Regions from separate parts of the Mus musculus genome. Here regions 2 and 3 are each linked to region 1. Evidence: chromatin loops called from intact Hi-C (ENCODE). Cell type or tissue: gastrocnemius. All regions are shown on one strand. Region 1 overlaps Egflam (EGF-like, fibronectin type III and laminin G domains). Region 2 holds the start of Rictor (RPTOR independent companion of MTOR, complex 2). Region 3 overlaps Gm30559 (a long non-coding RNA gene).

What was found. Hi-C counts contacts between places; a loop is a spot of excess contacts. Peaks named below come from ENCODE experiments on the same cell type or tissue, not always from the same donor. Only the 100,000 strongest peaks of a DNase experiment are listed, where the experiment ranks them.
Region 2: it touches region 1 in a loop (2.3-fold over the local background); 2 of 42 quality-filtered maps call a loop at or near these places.
Region 3: it touches region 1 in a loop (2.1-fold over the local background); 3 of 42 quality-filtered maps call a loop at or near these places.

The regions. Positions count from the first base shown.
Region 1 is chr15:7,221,029-7,223,528 of GRCm38, reverse strand. It overlaps Egflam (EGF-like, fibronectin type III and laminin G domains), which reads left to right. Exons shown (of 22, transcript NM_178748.6): 18 at 703-781. Among named protein-coding and RNA genes, the nearest start is that of Lifr, 93 kb to the right of the region's middle. In gastrocnemius, no CTCF peak of the experiment used is centred here; DNase peaks (open chromatin) are centred at 497 and 1,156; H3K4me3 peaks cover 1,766 bases; H3K27ac peaks cover 1,862 bases.
Region 2 is chr15:6,708,257-6,710,756 of GRCm38, reverse strand. It overlaps Rictor (RPTOR independent companion of MTOR, complex 2), which reads right to left and starts at 2,376. Exons shown (of 38, transcript NM_030168.3): 1 at 2,306-2,376; 2 at 2,077-2,124. The coding sequence starts at 2,354. In gastrocnemius, no CTCF peak of the experiment used is centred here; DNase peaks (open chromatin) are centred at 1,542 and 2,423; H3K4me3 peaks cover 2,268 bases; H3K27ac peaks cover 1,751 bases.
Region 3 is chr15:7,023,837-7,026,336 of GRCm38, reverse strand. Gm30559 (a long non-coding RNA gene) reads right to left here. Exons shown (of 8, transcript XR_383811.3): 6 at 301-440. Among named protein-coding and RNA genes, the nearest start is that of Gm30663, 9.3 kb to the left of the region's middle. In gastrocnemius, no CTCF peak of the experiment used is centred here; no DNase peak of the experiment used is centred here.

The DNA.
Region 1 (2,500 bases):
GAAATGGGGAGGAAGGAAATTCGTTTCTAAAATACTGGAGAGTAGGAGGTGGGCAGAAACCAAAATGAGGTCTGGTTCATGGCCTGTCTGCGTTCTAGCTGGGGGGATCTCGATTACCTTGTTCTGAAATGGGAATAGCCAGGCCTACCCTGCCTGTGCTTCCGCGTGAGCCTGGAGTGAGGGCTTCATCAAATCTCACCCAGGAGGATTTCATGTTGCCCGAAGCTTGTCCGTTGCACTTCTCAGTCACTCATATCAGAGCCGGGGTCTTCAGGAGATGATCCCCCAAATAAAGAGCCCCGCTGGGCCCTGTTTGGGGATGACTTTCTCTGCCTCCTTTGGCAAAACTCTGGGGTTATCCCCAGCTGCTCTCCACATGGCTCCAGCTCCTCTCCAGCTTCCAAGAAGCGCTGGGGACAGTTCAAGTTTCAGCACATTGCAAAGCCTTCTCTGCAGAACGCCAAGGCTGGTGACAGTGGCCGCCAGGCTCTGGAGAAAGGGGAGAGGGGCGAAACCCCTGCCAGGCCACTGGGCCAGGCTGCCGTGAGCCGGGCCAATCACATGCACAGCCAAGAGGAAGGGGCTGACAAGCTGTCAAATAGCACATTCCACAGCTAGCTTTCCTGACGTCTGTGAGAGCTGAAGTCGAAGGGGGGTAGGGGTGCGCGTGTCTCATAACCTCCATTTTCTGTTCTGTCTCAGCTATTATAGAAGCCATCGAGATCCCACAGTTCATCGGCCGCAGCTACCTGACGTATGACAACCCAAATATCCTCAAGAGGTAATGAGCCCCGCGCAGCAGCTTGCTTATTCCCTAGATGTCAGTTTTTTAGTATCACTCCATGAGTTTATCCTCATCGTCTGTGCCAGATGATAATTCTCCCCATGGGCTGGGGTTTTGGGGCGGGGGTGAACATGAAACAAACATAGAAACAAGAACAAAACAAATAAGCAAAAACTTGAAGGCATCAGTTTTCCAAACAACCCCATCGTAAGCTCTCCAATCCTTTTCTGGTCAAAGGGCCTGGAAGAATGTCACTTGCCCCTGGGGTTTCCAGGGTTCTCGTTTGAGAGGCAGAAGGAATTGGATGCCCCTGGAGCTGGAGTATGATCACATCAGACACCCCCACCTCTGACCTGAGAGGGGGTTCTTAGCTCTCTGCTATTCTGTGCCATGGCCTGCAGATCTGCCTGGAGCCAGTTATGGAAAGGGTTCATTCAGCTGCCCCCAACCAAGCAGCTCAGAGCCACTTCCTGCCAGGTCAGTGCCTATGTCTTCAAATGTCCACTGCCCTCCAAGGCTCTGCCCAGTACAGTGAAGATTGCTCACTTCTCTTGGTGTGGACAGAAGAGTATAATATAAGGACAGAAGGCATGATACAAATGCTCCAGTTACAGCTTTTGTTCCCTGGGGGCAGGGACGGGCTAGAATTTCAAGCAGCCTGTATATGTGGCAAGGATGGAGGTTGGCTCTTAAAGCATCCTTCCATTCAGCCAGGCTTGCTGTTGGCAACTTCAGTTTGTCCCCCAGTCCTTTGACAGTGGAGATGTTCATCGGCCTTTAATCACCAGAAAAAATTGTTCTGGAATTTTTCTTACAAATATAAGAGAAATATAAATATATATCTTTAAGGCCACCTTGCTTTAGGATAGAACTTAGGATATCGAGGAGCAAGACTAATTGAGAAATCGTTTACTGGGCTGTTTACGGTGACTGTAGGCATAGCAGGCTACTGTAGTGGTTTGATTAAGGATGGCCACCATAGGCTCAGATATTTGAATGGTTGGTTTCCAGCTTAGGGACTGTTTTGGATTAAAGGCATGGGCTTGTGGGAGGAGATAGACCCGGCTTCACTTCTCTAATGACAGGTTCTGTTTGTTGCCTTGGAATGAGGATTTAGATGAGAAGCATCCCCAGACAAGGTGCACCCTTGTCTGCCTCTGCCTCTTTCCTACCAACAGTAGAAAGTCATTCAGCACCACACACACACACACACACACACACACACACACACACAAAGCTGAGCATTATGGAAGGAGCCCGAGTCTTTGGTCACCAGTGCTTAGCCAGAGGCTGCCAACTGCCAAAGGAGCTGGAGATAGAGAAGCCTCAAGTCAGAGCAGCTCTGCTGGAGCACACGCATGGATGTGTGTGGTCAGGCACATGGACACCTGTGTGAAGCCATCCAAAAGGACATGTTCATGATCTACTTCAGTTTAAAGCCTTTAGAGGGTCACATAACATAAAACTCAGCTTAAAATGTCCTAAACAGGAAGAAGATTTCATAAAATGTGTACAACCTTCATACAACTGGGCTGATTAATCCAGAGGCCCTGCAGCATCCTCAAAGATTCAATATCTCATCCATGCTTGCCATGGTACCTTCAGCATAGTCCCTAGCTTCCCATAGGACACTCATGAGGTGATTGTCAAATTGGTCAGTGTCCTATAGAAGCAGAAAGGGCTCTCGCTATAGAGAGAGGAAGCTTTGGTAGAGCC
Region 2 (2,500 bases), 510 kb after region 1:
ATCATTACTAAAGTTCAATTCCTCGTGGACTTTCTTCATGTGTGATCCACATGCCTTCAAACAATGAAATGTTTGTTCAAGTAACACTTTCTCTAATCAACTGTCTCCCTATATATGAATCTAACTCCTAACTTTTTCCTTCTAAGCTTCCTTATGATTGAGGCCTACAGTTCTCCTGTAACCTCTCTCTGTTGTGCATTGCTTTTGCAATCAGGTCAACTGGCTGTGAATACTTATTTGCAACACTAGTACGTTTTATCCCGGCAAGCAAACATAACATTGTCTAAGCATTTTACGTAACCCTAGAAACAGCTGCTCATCACATAGCCGTTTAAGTCAAGTCTTAGAGAACTGATGATTTTCAATCGTACCCACTGATTTGTCTTCCCGAGTTCCTATTGAAGTGAGGCAAGTTTCATATAAGCTTGTATATAAGCTTTTCTACCATCCCAAATTCTGACAGCCTCCACAAAAATATATAAAGAAGATTAACAAAATCCCACATCTGAACAGGTTTATACTGTAGGTACTAGGCTCTAGTTAACCAAGAGGTATCTTCACACAGTTTCTCCGTTACCAATTAAATCAGTGGCGAACTACATGGTTAGAAAAGCACGATGCAAAATCTCAGGTCTGAATTATGATACTCAGAACCGCTGTCTGGAAAACCTACTTTGTATACATTTTTCAGGTATATATTAAGTTTACAAATTTGAAAAAAAAAAACAACTAAAGCTTGACCTTTTTTCTATAGTGTTTCTGAAAGCTGGTTAATGGTAAGAGTGTTCCAGATCACTGATGTAGTCGCCATCTCTAGGACTGACACACCACTGCACTGGATCTTTAAAGAGGTTCCCCTTTGAAAGGGCTCCTTTACTCAAAACAGCTTCCTAAACTATCAGAACCAAATGCTAAACAACAAACACGTGTTCATGAAACTAAATCAAAACTAGTCTTTCAGTCTACACAGAAGGATTCTTACAATACAAAAACCGAAACAGAACTGAATTACGCAGTCAATACAGAGATGGGTCCCCCAAATCCCACATCCACCAAATAACTTTATACGACGGTCACTACATACAGGGTGGGTGGGGGAACCAAATTCATGTCGTATATACAATGTTTACGACTGTTCTTGTCTTGTTTTAACGTCCTAAGGTGTTTCACGGATCTCAAAAAGTGATTCCGTAACAGCAGAACTAGTTAAGTTACACTCCACTCCAGCGCTGTGGAGTCGGACCGTCCGGAATCTGTAGACCCAACTCCTGTTTAAGGAGGCAGAGAACGGACTGATGCTTCGGCGAGATACTGGGAGATGAAACACCAGCCCGGGGGCCGGTGACCGAAGCAAGAAAATACCGATCGTTCGCCGGGTGCGGTTCTTAAAAACAAAACACACGCGGGGCTCGCCCTGCTGGGAAAGGTGTAAACAAACCCAGCTCTCCTCCACTGCAGCCACAAGGTACACAATGAAGCGGCGGCCGAGTGAGGGGGCGGGCGGTCTCCAGCCAACTACAGCCCCAGCGGGCCCGGGAGACGGGAAGCGAGCAGCAGGGAGCTGCGGCGTGAACCAGACACTTAGCAGTCATCACGGGCTCTCCGGGTTCTCAAAAAGCTGCGGGGACCCCCCCCACCCCACCCAAGAGGATCCCACGGGCAGGGAAGAGCAGTCCCGCAGTGAGCAAGAAGCCGGCAGGGTCCAGCATCTGCTCTTGGGGGGAACGGGGAGGGCAGGATGTGGTCGCTCTTCCCACAAACATCCTCCAGCAACCTAAATAACAACCTCTACCTTGCTCCCCCACCCACCCCGTCCAAGGCCGCCCCCGGGATCCGGAGGTGGGGGGACCCGGGAGCGGACGGAGGGGGGACACACACGCGACCGAGCCGGCCGGGGAGCTCCGCAGCCGCCCGAGGCCCCGGAGCGGGCTCAGCCCCCCGGGCAACCCGGGCCACCCGGGCGCGGGGCAGGGGGATGGGCGCGGGCTCGGCCCCTCGCTGCCCCGCGCGGCTCGCCTGCCAGCCCGCCCGCCCGGCTGCCCGCGCCTCCCCGGCGGCCGCGGCGGCCCGCGTTACCTCGGGTCAGATCGAGCGGGACGTTCTCCTCGCCGCTGTCATTCCGCCCTGTGCGAGACAAGACACACAACCCCAGTTAGAATCCATCGCAGGCCGGCGGCGCCCGACGCCCCGCTCGTCTTCCCCGTCCAACCTCACCCCACCCCATCCCCAGGCCCGGAGCAAAGCCGAGCGCCGCGACCCGTGACCCGCACCGGGTGAGGCGAGCGAGGGCGGCGAGCGGGCTTACCTCGTATTCGGAGGTTCTTCAGAGAGCGGCCGCGGCCGATCGCCGCCATATTGACGGGTTTCAGTCACAACACCGGAAACCTCGCCCGATCGCGCGAGAACCCCCTTCCCCTCCCCGCGCGCCGTTCCCGCCCCCTCCGCCCCCCTCCCGCGGCAGCGCCCCCGCCCCTCGGCACGGAGGCTCGCCCGCGGGCGC
Region 3 (2,500 bases), 200 kb after region 1:
TCATGTTATGAGGGAGTCTTTTAAGGATTGCTTCTTCAAGAATTACAGTAAGTGCTTTCATAGTGGATGCAGAACACACAGCTTTGGGACGAGCAAGTGAAAACGGCTTTCTTAATCTTGTGGCTTGGAGTAAAATTGATTATGACAGTGGAAAACTATATAATACAATATTGGATACTTTTATGAAATATAATATAATATACTTATTCAAATTAGTACTGATGTACTTTAAAGATATACAGAGTAATTTAAATATACATATAACTATAGTAATTAAACAGTTATGAGGCGATTAATTACCAGTTTTAGGTATATTCTTGAACTTTCTGGTGAGGAGAAGTATTCCTTATTTGGAAAAATGACTGCCACATATTTGACATTGCCTTACACTCGTGCATTTGTGGTAGACCATCAATGATGGTTGGGTCCTAGGTGAGTCTCTGGGAAGAAGAACAAGGAGCATAACTACACACAGTGAAGGCTTTTCTTCCTAGTTGATATCAAGAAAGTGTATCTACCTGACAGTCTTCATCTTGATTCCACATCCTTGGTGTTTACTCTTCTGCAGATTTTTCATGCACATATGTGAAACCAGTGTTTCGCATCTTTCTAAGAGTCTGAGGTGCTATATACAAAGTAGCCCCTTTGGAAGGTTCTGGAAGATTCTATTCAAAGAATGTCAATGCTAGAACAGTGCTGCTCAGAGGACTGCCTTTAAAGATCCTGTTCACAGGACAAACATCAGGATCTACACTTGATATACAGGCATTTTCCTTTCCCTTTTTTTTCCCCTCCCCAAATGGATACACTCATTATTTACCAGATTAGCCTCTGGATGACTTATGCCTCTTTCCAGAAATCATTAAATTCACTCCCTTCTGCTGCGCCCCCCAACTCCACCCCGAAGGATAAAGACTTGGCACAAGATGGGATCTGCAGGCTCTGAAGACAGTTCCACAAGAGGAATCCCAAATGTTTAGAGAAAGAGCAGCAAAGTTAGAGTAAATGTATGACCTCCCACCGTGGACGTGCTGGGAAGAGACACTGTTCTCTGTGCTTTCAATTCTGAGAGATTTATCTTTTATCTATTAGATTACTATGTCTTGTTTGGCAATACATTTTATAGCAGGTTGCCAGCTTTAGCAAACACTATGTTAATCAAAATAGAAAATCAAAAGATTTTGCTTATTTATTTATGTTGAGACCAATGAACCAGAAGTGCAACTTATAAACTTTCTAGGGACATTGATAGGGTAGTAAAATCAGCTCACATAAGAGTAGTGAAATATTCTCTTATTTTGCTTTTTAGCTAAACTATACCATCATCTCATGCAATGATGCAAAGCACTGGACCTTGGCAGCACAGGAGTTAATAGACTGTGATCTCTGGTTTTTCACTTGCAGAGGGTCTGAGAGCTAAAGTTACCTGGACCTATCTCATTCACAGGTCTTGTTAGCAAATCTTTCTTTCACATTTTGATCCTATAATATTTTCTCTCCATGCACCAGACTCAGACTCTACCCTTTGCTTGATAGCTATTTTGTTATGAATCTATGATTTGACTGTCTCCCAACACGCAAATCATTCCAGGATTAAATGCAATTTTGATTTATAAGTTTCTTTTAACTCTCTCACTCCATCGGGGTGAAATTTACTAAGTTCATTGTGTCAGTAATTTCCCAAGTCGAATATCTGGCCCTTGAACAGTTGTCGGGTAGCCAATCTGTGAGTTGATCGGAGAGTCAATGCTTGCAGGGAGAAAGGCCAGTGAAGCAAGTTAAGAAATAGTTACGTTAGGGATTTAAAAAGAGAAAGTGAGCCCAAGAAAATTTGCTAAATTTTTTGGATAGATCTTTAAAATTAAGGAACGAAGGGGAACAAATTAGAGTTCACATATTTGGATTTCAGAAAAGCATTTGACTTACAGAAACGTTTTTGTGGCTAGGTTAATTCAGGCTGAACAGAACACATGGGACCTGCAATGCATAGCCAGATTGTGATACTTGTCAGAATCACTCTGCAAATGGTCTCTCTCCGCATTAGGTATCTGGGATTAAGCCCTTTAACTGTGCAAAAGTTGAGGAAGTAATCTTCAGATATTTCCCCTGGGGCAAAAATCCAACAGTAATGAAACAATTTCATTTGCCCACACTGTACACTTCTTGCAATGTGTGAAGCGTGTGTGTGTGTGTGTGTGTGTGTGTATTGTTTTCAATTCTTTTTGTCTTTTAAAAGAATTTCCTAGAGAATTTCATACATTTGTAGAATGAAATATGACCATATCCACAATCAATTTCTCTTTGTAACTTCTAATAGAATTATCATCACATGTCTATCTCCCAACTTCATCTCCTCCTCTTCCTTCTTTACCACAAAGTCTGTTTGGTGTTGCCCATATGTCACCAGCTACCAACTGCTGAAAGTCCCTCATCCAAGGGTGAAGCATCATACGGTTCTCCCCTAGCTGTCTTGGCTGGTTTGATCTTGTAGAGATCTTAT